Linked DNA regions of Mus musculus: regions 2 and 3 are each linked to region 1. Evidence: chromatin loops called from intact Hi-C (ENCODE). Cell type or tissue: heart. All regions are shown on one strand. Region 1 has its middle 9.0 kb from the start of Prss2. Region 2 has its middle 20 kb from the start of 2210010C04Rik. Region 3 has its middle 40 kb from the start of Try4.

Evidence for each region. Hi-C counts contacts between places; a loop is a spot of excess contacts. Peaks named below come from ENCODE experiments on the same cell type or tissue, not always from the same donor. Only the 100,000 strongest peaks of a DNase experiment are listed, where the experiment ranks them.
Region 2: it touches region 1 in a loop (2.9-fold over the local background); 3 of 42 quality-filtered maps call a loop at or near these places.
Region 3: it touches region 1 in a loop (6-fold over the local background); 18 of 42 quality-filtered maps call a loop at or near these places.

What each region holds. Positions count from the first base shown.
Region 1 is chr6:41,528,297-41,533,296 of GRCm38, reverse strand. It overlaps Tcrb and Trbd1. Among named protein-coding and RNA genes, the nearest start is that of Prss2, 9.0 kb to the right of the region's middle. In heart, a CTCF peak has its summit at 3,099 (motif pointing right); no DNase peak of the experiment used is centred here.
Region 2 is chr6:41,053,471-41,058,470 of GRCm38, reverse strand. It overlaps Tcrb. Among named protein-coding and RNA genes, the nearest start is that of 2210010C04Rik, 20 kb to the right of the region's middle. In heart, a CTCF peak has its summit at 2,721 (motif pointing left); no DNase peak of the experiment used is centred here.
Region 3 is chr6:41,260,087-41,265,086 of GRCm38, reverse strand. It overlaps Tcrb. Among named protein-coding and RNA genes, the nearest start is that of Try4, 40 kb to the left of the region's middle. In heart, a CTCF peak has its summit at 2,081 (motif pointing left); no DNase peak of the experiment used is centred here.

The DNA of each region.
Region 1 (5,000 bases):
CCCAGGAGAAGAGTAGAGGACTGTGGGCCTTGGGACAGACAGAATGGTTTTTGTAAAGGCTTCCCATAGAATTGAATCACCGTGGCCCCCTGTCCCCACAATGTTACAGCTTTATACAAAAAAGGACCCTCCCATAGGTCTACCCCTTGAGGGCTGGAAGAAACCACCAGATAAGCTGCTCCTCTGGGGGGGAGTTGAAGATAAGGAAGGTGACATCCCCCCCCGACCCCCATTGTGCAAGGTGGTGGTAAGATGCGAGCTAATGCAGGGGTTTCCTCTTTACCCCCTGTTCTTCTTTTGAATGTTCTTTTTTCTTGGCGCTGGGTGTCATTGAAATGATCTTTGCTGAAGGGGCTGGATTCCCTCTTGTATCCGCCCTTCTCAAATTTTTGTCATATAAGGGAACCACCCTATGAAGAAGTAACAGCCCCCAATCTAGCCTAGCTTTGCCCTTGCCCTAAGGCTGTGCGTCACTCAGAGGTTATACCTTGTCCCACAATCAAGACTCTGTGTGTGACAAATTTGAGCCTTTTCAAGGGGCTAACTTAGGCTCTGGACTTCTTAGAACGGTGGTGAAGAATGCACCACATTTCTAACAACGAGTGTGAAATGACGTGATGTAACCACATGTGTTTCCTACCACGTTAGTACCTATCTTGCTAGGTAAAGGGAGTTAAGGACAAGTCCCCATGTAAGCTGGGTAGAGACACAGTTTGGAAATCATTCTAATATAATTGCAAGGTCATGTGATCACAGCTACATGGTCGTCTTCTCTGAAGTCTTTTCAATGCATTAGTAGATATTTCAATTTTCCTGTTTCAAGAAGAATCTGGCTGGGGATGGAGGCACATACATACATCCTAGCACTGTGGAAGCAGAAACAGGCAAGTCTGTGAGTTTGAGCCTAGTCTCAGGATGGAGTTTCGGGTCAGCTAGGGCTGTATTTTGGGACTTAGTCTCAAAACCAGACAATCATATTCCAAAATTCAACCTGCCTTTGCACGCTTTGGGTATCTTTCCCCCTAGTGATGCTTCATATTATTGCCTGTCAAGTGGTGACTTAAGACCCAGATGATGAAAAGACAGACGACTATGAAATTTTGTCACATTTGAATGGAAAAAAAAAAGAGAAAGAAACAGAATCAAAAGCTAACTAAAAACATGGGAAAACATTTCCAATTCTCACCGTCAGAGCTAGTAATCAATAAGATAATTCAATAGCTAAAATAAATACATAAAGTAAAAAAGGCAAATACCAGATGTTTTGGAGAAAGAGAAATCAAAATGATGCTTAAGTGTAGGGAAAAGTTTTCACAATGACACACAAAGGAAAAATGTCATTGAAATCACGCCTATCAGCAATTTGAGAAAACTGGGTTATTAGAGACTGCTTTCCTGGGGAATCTGCAGTGAAGTAAAGACTTTAGTATATTTGTTGCTAATAGGAATGCTAACTTAATAAAACAATCTGTATAGAAAATAACTAGAAAACAACTATGAAGCTATAAATGCATTTTTGTTTTTATCCAGAAACACAACCCAAGGAAATTTACTTTGTAGGTATAGTTGCATACAAATGAAACATTTAGTACTTGGGAGGCTGAGGCAGGAGGATTGTTATAAACACAGCCAGCATGGTCTACAGAGTAGACTCTTTCCACAAGTTCAAATAGCTTGAAAAGTAAAAATGTTTAAATGAGTGTGGAATATTTGTATCATGTCAGTGTGTTCTCTCTCACACAGGTAACTGGGAAAAAGCCAACTGCAGAGTTTTATAGAAGTGTGCTACCTTCTGTTTAGCAAAAGAGACAGGGCATAAGAATTAACTAATAAGTATCCCAGTAAAAGACTTCATAGAGAAACACTGGGCAGAGGGCTGACACTAATTTATTGGTAGGCTGACTGCATGAAATGATTGAGAACTTGGGGTTTGATTCCTCAGAATTGCAAAACAAAACAACAACAAAAAAGAAATTCTGGTAAAAAGTAAGACAATCTATTGAAAGCAATTGCCCACCACAAGCAGGCAGAGTGCACAGAAGCAGAGCACAGGGCCATTTCTCATTGATGGCTTAATGGTGAGATTTCAGTTTTGGAGCCGTATAGCTATATTATTTGTTCTAAATAAAAATTTAAAATCAGTATAAAAGGAAGGAAAACCAATAAAATGTCATTTCTATAAAATATATGAAATTTTTCTGCCGAAAGGACTTAGTTTTAAGTTATTACTATCTCCAAAGATTGGTATGTGTAAGGCATTGTTGCATGATCCTATGCTTGTTCAGAGAGGCCCAGCGAAGCTTGTCAAGGTTCAGATCTCTAGATAATTTTTCACGAGCCTGTGAATAAAAATATCTAGGGCTGGGTTTGTTAACAATGCTAAATAAATAACCAGAAGGGGTTCTTGTGTATGCTTTGTCACAGTGGGAGGACTGCGACCAGCTCCTCAACCCTGGGCCAAACAAAAAGTTGTAAGACTAGGATAAGACCAGAGTGCTAGCTGCTGGTGCTCTGAACTGGGCAAAGCAGAGACAGTCTGTCTCATCACTAGCGGCAGACCTTAAAACTCTACTGTAAGCCTGCTTAAGAAGGCCAACCACAGTTAACTATCTTAAGGTGACAAAGTCTATCCTTTTCTCTTTTTTTCCCATTGAGCTGTACATTTTATTTGATATCTTTTTTCACCTTTTGACATCTCACTCAACCCCTTTCCCTAGCAATGATGGACTCACTGAGCCAGCGTTTTCTTTTAATCATGTAGCTGAGTATTTTGATTTCATCTGGCCTTGAAGATTATAGTACCATTTAGCTTGGCATCATTGTATCTAATGGGGTTTTTCTAGTTTACTCATCTGGACATTGAGGCCAAATGTAAAGATGATAGCATCTCAAAACACTTTATCTATCTATCTATCTATCTATCTATCTATCTATCTATCTATCTATCTATCTATCTATCTATCTATCTATCTATCTATCTATCTATCTATTTATTTATTCGTTGATTTATTTGCTCATTCATTCATTCATTTTTTTTCCATAAAAAAAATTAACCTGTGCAAATAACATTGGACAGAAATCAGGTTGTAGTTATTCACACAAATGGACAGCAGGGGGCAGGCTTTCCTTATTTAATTTATTATTTTTTTAAATTTATGAATACATTTTCCTTCCTTCCTTCCTTCCTTCCTTCCTTCCTTCCTTCCTTCCTTCCTTCCTCCCTCCCTCCCTCCCTCCCCTTCCTCCCTCCCTCCCCTCCCTCCCTTCCTTCCTTCTTCCTTTCTAACATTGCGTCTGTAGATTCCCTTCTCTCCTCCCTGAGTCCCTTCCCACAATTCTCCTTTGCCCACCCCCTACTCCCATCCACTCCTCCTGTTCTACAATTCAGAAAAGGGCAGGCCTCTCATGGACATCAATCAACCTTGGCATATCAAGCTGCAGTAAGTCTAGGCAACACCGTAGGAGGAAAGAGTCCCTAACAGAGGCAAAAGAGTCAGAGACAGCCCCTGCTCCAGCTGTTAGGAGTATCACAAGAAGGCTGAGCAAACAACTGTAACATATATGCAGCTGGCCTATGGCAGTCCCATGCAGACTTCCTTGTTGTTAGTTCAGTCTTTGTGGACTCTTATGAGTCCTGGTTGGCTAATTCTGGGGGTTTTCTTGTGATGTCTGTGAACCCTCTGGCTCCTACAATTCTTTCTCCCCTCTTCTGCAGGATTTCAGAAGCTCAGCCTTATGTTTGGCTATGGGTCTCTGCACCTGTGTTCATCAGTTCCTGGGTGAAGCCTCTCCAGTGACCACTGGGCTAGGTACCAATATATGAGTATAGCAGAGTCTCACTAGGCATCACGTCTACTTAGTAACTGTCTCCACTCCTCTTTAATGTTTCATTCAATTAATCACTGTGTACTTGCTATTTGCCAAGTTTAGTTTACTCACTGGTGTTGGGATATTGTTGAAAATATTTAATTGGGAGTTTCTTTTTTTATTGGATATGCTCTTTACTTACATTTCAAATGTTATTCATCCCCTTTCCCCGTTTCCTTCCCTCCTGGAAACACCCTATCACATCCTCCCTCTCCCTGCTTCTATGAGGGTGTTCCTACATCCACTCATCCACTTCCACCTCTTCGCCCTCAAATCCCCTATACTGGGGTATCTATGAAGCCTTCATAGGACCAAGAACCTCTCCTCCCACTGATGCCTGACAAGGCCAGCTTCTGCTATCTAAGCAGCTGGAGCCATGTTTACTCCTTTGTTGGTGGCTTAGTCCCTGGGAGTTCTGGGGGGTGTGGTTGGTTGATATTGTTGTTCTTCCTATGGGGTTGCAAATCCCTTCAACTCGTTCAGTTCTTTCTCTAACTCCTCTATTAGGGACCCCACGTTCAGTCCAATGGTTGGCTGCTAACATCTGCCTCTGGATTTGTAAGGCTCTCAGGAGACAGTCATATCAGGCTCCTTTCAGCATTCACTTCTCGGCATCCACAATAGTGTCTGGGTTTGGTAACTGTATATGGGATGAATCCCCAGGTGGGACAGTCTCTGGGTTGCCTCTCTGATGACCACTGGGCTAGGTATCAGTATATGAGTATAGCAAAATCTCACTAGGCATCATGTCTACTTAGTAATTTTCTCTACTCCTCTTTAACGTTTCTTTCATTTAATCACTGTGTACTTCCTATATGTCAAGTTTAGTTTATTCACTGGTATCAGAATATTGTTGAAAATATTTAGTTGGGGGTTTCTGCTCCACCTTAGATCATTTAGTTTCCAGATAAAAGACATAAAACCTTTATAATAAGCTGTTAAAGCACTAAAGCTGGGAAGATATCTACCCTCTATGCTATTATGTCTATTTCCCTGCCAATAGCCCTGAGATATGACTTACTATGTTCTGCCTGGGCTGCTTTTACTCTGACTGGCCAGCCCTTATGTCCAGTTCTCAGGATCCCTTACTCCATGGTGTCTTCTCTCTACACCTTTTCCCTCTTCTGTCGGTG
Region 2 (5,000 bases), 470 kb after region 1:
GAGAAAGAGGGTGGGAAAGGGGAGAGAGAAAGTTTGGTGGAGAAACCAAGGTAGAGTAAGAGAGGAAGGAAGGAAGGAAGGAAGGAAGGAAGGAAGGAAGGAAGGAAGGAAGATAATAAGAAGAAATAGAAAACAAGGAAGAGGTGGGAGGGGGGACATTGTAAGGGACAGGTCACAATGTAATCATGACCATGCAGGAACAGTGAGAATGCTTGAAGCTGATTTAAAGTAATTATCTATCCTATTTTCTGTAAATATTCTTGATGCAATCAGGTGAGCAGTGCCTAGAAATGATGCCGAACGGACCCTGACCCAAGGAAACCTTCTTTACAGGAAGCAATGTTAGTTAGAAATACTGTTAAATACTTTTTAAATAATTAAAAAAAAACATTGTTAGTTTTGCCCGAAGGATAGGCAGAAACAAATATTGATGCAGATTTTACTTCCTGAAAGCTCTAGCGAAGCTGGAGAGAGGGCAGCCTTACAGAGAACCCAGAGCTGACTCTGCCATCCCTAACAAGAGTTGAACGAAGCAATTTTAGCTTGGCTGTCACCTAAAAATAGAACTATCTAGGAGCAGTGGGGATGAGGCAGAGGCTGGAGAAGAACCAGCGAAAGCAGGAAGTGGACTAACTGGCAGCCAGGGCCTTATTTTGTCACTGAGTCTGAATTTAGCTTTCTTTAAGCTCCTTCTATCTGGCCACTGAGACACACGCTGAGACAGTGTGTGTCTCAGTGGGAGAAGCCTACATGTTCATCTGTTTTATATATGAAATCGTCCACCTTGGACCAAAACTCCCACTGTTGCTTCTGCCTTGAGTGATTTCCATCAGAAGAAATCCCCCGAGAAATCAGGGGACAGTGCCCTGGCAGGTCATGGTGAAGAGAGAGTCTCACAGCTGACTCTGTCACCTGTGGTTAGTGTGGCACAGGCACCCATGGAGATGTCATTGTCACAAGTGTTCCATCTCTCTGTGCTCAGACTGTTTCTCACATCTCCTACAGAACAAGGAGCAAGGCAGCCTGGTTCTGTTCTGCTCAGTGCAGGGAATGTTACGGTGGCACTGACCCAGAAAAGAATGATCAACATTCTCACTGGCAAAAAAACCATAAAAGTCAACATACACACTAATTAATGTTATCTTGAGCCAGAAGGTTTATCAACCAGTTTTCCAAATAAAAACTCAGAGCAAACCAAAGAAGACATTGCATTATAGGCCTTTTCCCACTTACCTTTACAAATTATCAGTTGTTTTGCCTATTTAACTATTAAATTCTCATCCAACCTCTCACAACAATTACATATGTTATTGATACTATTGCATAGTATCACTCTAATTTCAATCCAGTTTCTTAAAAAGAGCAGTTAACAAAATTTATTTGTAACAATATGATCTACACTACTGGGAGAGAGTTGTAAATATTTTAATTGAGTGTGCAAGAGAACAATCCAAGAGATTCCATGCACTAAATTATAGATCCTCACTATTAAATTTTAATTTTGATGATAGATATGCATGTGTTTGCCTTTTCTGGTGTTCTCAGAGGATTTTGAAAGCAGCTCGACACAGAAAGCAAGTTAGGTTTTAGCTTAGAAAATTGAATTGGCAATCTTCAGTGTATTTCTTTGTTTTGTTCTAAGATGAGCTACATAAATAAGCTTTGAAGAAAAGTGGATAATTTTCCAGTTAACTTATTTGGCTAGACTCTCACTTTGTGCAATATGGTGGAATAGATACGGCAGCATGGGTAGATATCCTAGAACTTCCTTTCTGCTACTGAGCAACTGCGCACAGAAAATGCAATTTTATGACATCCTCAGATTTCCACAAAGCAAGGGAAATTCCAAATTCATTAAAAGTGAGATAGAGTCTTGAGTTAAAACACATTGTCTCAGACCTATGTTCTCGGTGGCAGCCAATGCCCTCTGGTTTTCTATCTTCGGGTATTTTGATAGCATCAAAAATGTCTGCATCAGGGCAGTCCTGTTTCCAGGGTATTTGTAGATAGAGATAGAAGTTGAAAATAGAATCCAAATGGGACTTTGCTCTTGATATCTTCTGAAGCTGTTGCTATTTTAATAGAACATATGCCCAGAGGAAGTGTTTCCTATTATTGTGTAAATATAGTTCTCCAAGAATGGAGAGGATTGCCCAGAAGAAGAACAGCCACAGGATATTGCTAGTCTAATTCTTTGATGATATAAACGGAAATTCATTGAGGGAAACAGAAATGAGATTCTTGGTCTCTTTCGTCCTAACTAGTAGATTTTGTCACTGGTTGTATGCTCAAATGTCCTAAGGAACCCCTGGTCTGCAGCATTCACTGCTAGTCATAGGAGCTCACATCATGCAAGATTGGACCAGACTAGAGTTGACTGAGTTAGACCATAAACCCAGCTCCTAGAGCTTCATATATTGCTTTCAAAGATGTATTCTCTACCTGCACCTACCTGTGGGTTCCCAGTTCTTGTATCTCCAACTACTTTCTAATTCCATGCAGGTACACATAAAAGAAGTCAGTCAGACCATTTGCTGGAACTTCAGTGCAGAAAGAGGTCTGTGTTTAGCCATTCACCTGACAGCACTGTTCAGAGCCTCTGCAGACCACACTTTTCCATGCTATAAATAAGTCAAAGTTTCTCTTAACCCTCTCTCAAACAGTGAATTCTTTTAGGCCTTCCTCAGAAGTCTGAATCTCATTGCCACAGCTCCCCCTTGTGGCCAGTGGAATGAAAAGCATTCTTAATCTTTTTTCTTCCTTCTTGGAGCCCGTTGATGATTTTTGTTTTACAAATATATACCACCTCAAGGTTGAGGTTATGCGACAGAATCAAAAGAGTGAAGACATTCAAAAAAGACACTGTATATTATCTACCTCCCTTTGGCTTTCATAAGAATGAAACAATGGACTTCAAGATATTAAACTACTGGGAATCATACAGGACCTACCAGAAGGAAAACTTTTCTCCCAGAAAGAGATTTGCACGTTATCAGACTATACTTTTCAGAAAGATGGAGCTAAAACAGTGATGGGCAGGATCACATTTGATGGAGGTTGTTTAGATATGCATACCTCTGGCCCTCTGTTTAAAGCTGAAACTAAACTGCTTTATCGGAAGCCTGAAGATGGACTCAAGGAGTCACTGGATTTTTTTTCTTTTTCTTTTCTTTTTTTTTTTTTTTTGGACCCTCTTCCCAATGTGAGCACAGTGAATAAATTCCCCCTTTCTGCTTCTTATGATTCAAACAAAATACAAAAGAAAGCAAAGAGGATAGGAACTCTAACAGGAAGACCAACAGAGCCCATTAACCTGGACCTTTGGGGCTCTCAATGTCTGAATCACCAATCAAAGAACATACATGAGCTGGACCTAGGTTTCCCCACACATATGTAGCAGATGTGCATCTTGGCCTTCGTGAGGGTCCCAAATAATTGGAACAGGAGCTATCACAAAAGCTGTTGCCTGTACGTGGGATATGTTCTTCAAGCTGGGCTGTCTTCTCTGGCCTCAGTAGGAGAGGCTGCACCTAGCCTCAGAGAGACTCGAAGTGCCGGGATGAGGGGGACACTCAGGAGGTGTCCCACCCACTCAGAGGCAAAGGGGATGGGGGAAGGGGGTGACCAAGAAGAGGGCAGTGAGAGAGGGAGGTAAAGTGAGTAAGTATAAATAAATAAATAAATAAATAAATAAATAAATAAATGTAAAAAAGAAAACAGAGCACACCAACAAGAAAAAATGTTTTAGAATTTAGCATCTGCTGTGTACTAGGGCTGGGAGGTAGCAGAGGTCTTAGAAGGAGGGATACATATAGGAGGGGTATTATAATTTGTCCAAGGCACTCCCATCTCAGACTAATTTCTCAATACGCACCATCTGAGGAAGTGGTGGCCAATGAACAAGTAAGAAGGCAGGAAGAGAGTGATGCTGGGGCTGGCTAAGGCCACAAGGACATAAAGGGCCTCTCTGGGTAATGCTGGAAGAGGAGTGGCATTATCTTTAAACACCCTTAGCTTCGGAAGCACATTTCACAGGGAAAGAGAGCTTTTGTTCACAGAGGACACAAGCCTGACCCAAGCTCCTACTATCACTCAGCCTGAGAGGTCACACAATGCACATGGCCTGAGGCCCATGCAAGGAGTAATCTCTGAGAGCTACAGGCATTCTCAAGAAGTTTCCAAACGGAGGAGTTCTAAGTCCAGCAGCTGAAACTGCAGTGTAACTAGTGGATAGTTGGTCTCTTAGTGTTCATCATTTGAGGGAAAATATCAGACTCACACATTCTGCAAATGATGTTTGAGTTCTCAACTAGACATCGCGTCTTTAACATTTTGGGGAATGGGGAGAAACTTTTGGGTAAGTATCTTGATGCCCTGAAATGTTGGTTGGGTTCCAAATTTTACGCAACGCATGGGGAATTGTCATTCAAATGTTCTGGACCAGATGCCAATTGGGATCCTGTTGATAAACAATGAAAGTAAAGACTTAGCAAATACTAACTAACACGGGTAGGTATTCCTTAAGACTCTGAGGAGTAAACATTTCTACGTGTGAAAAACAAGGGATGGTATCCTCCAGGTCACTAAAGCCATATAGCTTCAGAAGAGTTTGCATACTCGGACTTAATAGGAATATGGTTGCTAGAACAAGTTGCAGGAGGCTTTTCTTTTCTTAAGGGTGTTTCCACCCTAAATCAAGCATGCTCAAACATACTCTGGCCCTTAAAGTTTGATCGAATTACTACAATGTTCACTCTAAAATAAACTAAAAAAAAAAATGTTTGGTTAATGGAAGTGATTCGTGTTTGGTGGCATTTGTTTGCATAGGCAGAAAGGACACAAAAGACAAAAAAAAAATTAGAGAAAGTATAACTCTTGCAGATATTTTCCCTTAATACAATTTACCAGTTTAGCAGAATCTGCTAAGAGGACAAGATGGGGAAAACATGAAAAGAGTGGGGTGCTTTGTAAAGCAACCAGTGGCTCCTAGATATGTAGAC
Region 3 (5,000 bases), 270 kb after region 1:
CAGAAAGAGACTAAAAGTCTCACTGAGATAGAAATCTTTTACTACAGGCTACATTCCATATCAAGTATAAGTTGATATACTACCCTGATAAGGGAGAACTCTCCAGACAGGATAAGTTTTACTAGACCTAAGAATTTAGAGCTCTGTGATAACACATTACTCTTAAGGCCTGTCAAGAGTTAACAACCCCCTGATGCTTTTAACCTTAAAGTGTGAAATTCTTGCCTGGCATTAGGCTGATCCTAGGCAGGGCTTGTTATCCCTAATGTAAACATTTAATTAGTCCCTGCAAATTCCTTTCTGCTGTAACTGGTGAATTTCAGTGTATCTTGTCTTTTGTGATTTGTATCCTTTGATAATTCGTTGTAATATAAGTCTGAAGCTCAACCAGAACATTACATTCAGATTCAACACCTCTCTTGTGTGTGCCTGATTGTCACTTCATCCGACTCTTTTGCCCATCTGCCTAAGAAATCCCGTTCCTCGCAGACCAGAGACACAGAGGGTCTGCAGCAAAATGTGCTCTTTTGCTAATAGTGTGCTTTTAAGCTTCTTTTATGCTGTGTTGGAAACAAAGTATTTTGGGGATGAGAAGAAATACAAGAGAATCCTCCATCCTTCCCAAGGCTTCCACCCACAGCCAGAGCTTCTCTGGGGTTTCTAGAATTTTACTGCATTATTTTCAACTCCAGGAAAGTTGGAGGCCTTCATTCCAGTTCTCATGGCTATGACTTTTGTTCCCACACTCCTTCGTGGTAGAAAGGGCAGGCCCATCAGTTTTTATTCCGCATATTGAGAGAAGAATGGTTGTTGTCATATCATATCTAAGGAATAGTTTTTCTTTTCTTGTCTACAATCTCTTTTGGAAGAAAGCATGGAGAACAAGTTTGATTTAGCTTCCGACAGAAGTGTTTGTATTGCCTTAGAAATCCTCCATGTAGCTTAGATGTTCCTAATAAAAGGAAAGTAGTTACTAACCTCAAAAGTATACTGAAGAACGTAATTTAATATTATCGAAAACTCTGACACCCACGTTTTACGGTGAGAAATCTGGCCCTGTACCCGTACACATCATATTAAACCCTAATTTATCAGGCTTTTCCTGTGTTTACAATGATTCGACTTCTATAGAGAATATGGTTACACTTCCAATTTTATCACTTCTCCTTAAGTACTTTTCATATCAGTATGGAAAATAAAAGACAAAATGAAACAACCAGATAGTAGCCAGTTCTGCCTTCTCGTCCTGTTCCAGTTAAGTTAGTCCCCCAGACACATGCCTTCCCTGCCCTTTGCCTTCAACCCTGAAGCTTCACTTGTATCTTTCCTTTTCTGTATTAATCAAGGCACTGAGATGCTGCTGTTGGCTTGAGTCCTGGTACCTTTATGACAGGAGGAAGTTGTCTACTTCCTACTCTTTGTATGACCTTCCCTTTGATCTCTTCTGCCCAAGCTCAACATATTTAAAAGTTTGAGGGAACAGTTCCACTTTCAGTACAAGGAAGAATTTTATGCCTTTAACAATAAGACCTAAAAGAAAATAGGAATCTTTTTCTCCCTTTTGCACTCTAATGTTAGGTACACTGTCTTGTCTTCCCTGTTCTTCTTTCACTTTTCAATTTTGCCATATGTATCTGTTATCTTCTCCCTTCTTCAAGGCATAACTCTAGGCCTTGTTTCTTGTCTACCCACACTGGGTAAAAATATCTTCACAAAACTCTAAGCTTGTATCTTATCCTCAGTGGAGGGGCTATTTATTAAACAGCTGTACAAGAACATGTGTTTTGCACTTCAGCTACATGGCTATCTTTACTTTTGTATGATTTTGAGCCCAGGTATGGACTAACAAAATTATCATCATAATTGTAGTCCCAACTCACTTTACACTTAAGCTATTTCAGTTTGAAAGGTATACTCTACCTTATATCACTTTGTTCTCTACCACCAGACCCTGAGAATACAAATTAAATCTGTGTGTTTTCAAAATACGTGTGCATATATATTGAATTTTGTCACACTCTCACATTATTATTTGCAACGTGATGTATTTATTACAGAATCTGTTACTGCCCTCTAGTGGAGTATCATAGTGAACGTCACTTGAACCAAGTTAAAACCTAAATTGTGTAATCTGTGAATATACTTAATTAAACAGGCAAGGGGACTTAAGTTTGCAGAAGTCACTGAGGCTGTTGATAAGCAGATCTTGGTATAGGGAGAACATCCTTGACATCCAGGTGGTCCAAATCTGATCACACAGGTCCTTAAAAGCATAGACCCTTCCTTAGCTATACAGAAGAGGGTCAGATGGATGGAGTGTGGATTTTTCCCTCAATCTTTCAGAAAGGAATGTAGCATTCCTCCTACCCAATTTCAGTCAGGTGTGGAATAGGTTGGGATTGTGTCATTTTAAGACCCAAGCTGTATATTAATTTATATTATGTCAACAAAAGTTGGTATGATCAGGAAGGCAAGAAAACTGGGAGTAGGATATGATTAAGATGGGGAGAAGACAGAGAAGGAGGATAATTGAGGACCAGGAAGGTCCTCGTATGTGGGTGGCTTCTCTGAGTTAGGCACTTAGATGGGCACTGTGAACTTGGACTTGTACATTTTGTACAGAAAAGATTGGCTACATTGATAAGCTAGCACAGAGAAATCTAAGAGCCTTCTTAAGGTTGGAAGATTAAAATGTCTGGGGTGATAATTCTTTTTCTTTGTTGTGGTGGTAGGTAGTCTGAACGTAGGGCCTCATGCACTCTGGGTAAATGCTTTGCCACTGACTTACACTCCAAGACCTCACTGGTTTTGTGAGAAATATTATACTCACCCAGGGCATCATTTTCAAAGGTGTCAACTTCAGAGAAATAATGAATAAACTTTATGCTTTATCCTGGATCTGTTTACCTGGATATCCAATTTGATTTGATACTCTGAAAACATCCCGGTACAGAATACTTACAGCTTCTCTGAGCTAGGTTCTCAGTGCCTATGTTTTGTTGAAGTCTACGTTGAAGTCTAGGAGGCCTGTGTTAGAACAGTGTAGAAACCAACCGGAAAGCCCACTAGGAAGCCTATATGAAGGCAACAATCCATGGGTTGAGACTCTGGGACCCTGAATTGAACATTCCTAACTCTGGAGGCTACACAAACCAGAGTCCTCAACTCTGACCTCTCATCTAGTTCTTCTCTTAACAGAACTTCTTCTAGGTATGTATTTCTTAGGCTAATTCAGTTCTGAAAAAAAACCTTCTATTCCACATTTCCTGTCATATTTGTGCACCTTTTCTGACATATCCTTTGTTTGCCAAGCCATGTATTCTTTAAGATAAGCACAGCTCCTACTATAGTAAGGGAGACAAATTTTTATGTGTTTAAACTTGAATCCCATTCTTGGGGCAAGTTACTTATGCAATGTGTGGTCAAGTTTTTGTAACTGGGTGTTGTTTGTTTACTAGCATCGCCATAACAAAGTACTGCATACTGCTCTAAATGGCAGATGTTAATTTTCCTCCCATTTCTGATGGCGAGTTGAAGGTGTTCGCTGACACAGTGTCCCCAGAGGCTTATCTTCTTGATTTGTAGATGGACATCCTTTCCCTTAAGGTCTTTCCTCCCTGTATCTGCAGCCTGATCATTTTGCACACTGGGTGTCACCCATGTGACTTCATTTTACTTAATTACAGCTTTGAAGATACTATCTCCAAGTAACTAGTTCTGTGAAGCATTGGTTTTAGACTTCATCAAGTAAGTACAGCAGACAGGTACGTCTCATCCTGCAACAATGGAAATACAAAGAATACTGACTTGAAGGGCATGTTAAGGCAATGATGATGAAATGAGTGAATGAGTAAAGAGGTCCAAGCTTTGATGATCATATATTCGCATAGTGCCATCTCACCGCTACTTTTCCAACGATATTTTTGAAATGTTATTTCAGTGAGGATCCAGTGTTAAATTATTCACATATTGCTTTCTTTGAAATTTCTCCTCAGTTCTGAGATGCATATGTCAGCTACTTCATTTTATAGATGCGAAACTGGAACCTGAGAGGGGCAACTGCATTCCTGAAGTTATGAAGTGGCCAGCTTTGCTTGATTATGGATGCTGCATTCAACCACAGGTTTTGAATATTTCAGTATCCCTACTTAAACACTTAGGTTGGGTGAGCAATAAATCTCTGATTTTTAAAGCAATCTGGCCTATTTCTCCCTATAGGAAATGTTTCCACATTGACTCTATTTCAACACCTAAAACATACCTAATATATCTCCTTTGATGCCTTGTTCCTTGTCACATTTCATTCCCATGTGTTCAGTGGTATCTTCGTCTGGTTTTCTATAAGTTATGGACTATGAGAATGGGTCTCTCCAGCAGGGCTGGCTCTTCTGACAGCCTAAGTGTGATCCCAGAATCAGCTTTGAAATGAGTGCCTGCTGCCTTTCAATTTTCTAGTTTTCTTTTGTTTTGCTTTTAAAAAAACAGCAGGAGTTTTATTTCATTTTGTTTTGACAACCTAATATGTATTGTAAAAGGTTGACACCTTTAGTCCAAATAAATACAAGTTTCTATTTACTGTAACTTTATCATTATTGTGTACAATTTGGAATTGTTCATCTTCTACTTTAACCATCTATTTTTCCTAAATGTTTGCTACAGAAACATCATGTAGTATTCTTGAGAGATTTTATGCTACTTTCTCATACAAGGTGAATTTCTGTTTGTGTGAGTGGGACAGTGAGTCAGTTTTCTTTTGAAACTCATAGTTACAAGGACAAATCACATTCTAATCATTTGACACTCAGAAGATTACTTCTGTCCTCTGTAAAAATATTCTTGCCTTGCTGGGTAGCAGCTACCTAGCAAAGGCCAACACATTCTCTGCTAGCTACAGCCAACAAGAATGGAAGAAAGAATTCTTCCTATGAGAACAGCCCCTCTCTGAGGTAAAAATGACTAGAAAGACACTTGATGAAATGTAAATTTGATCTGTAATGAAA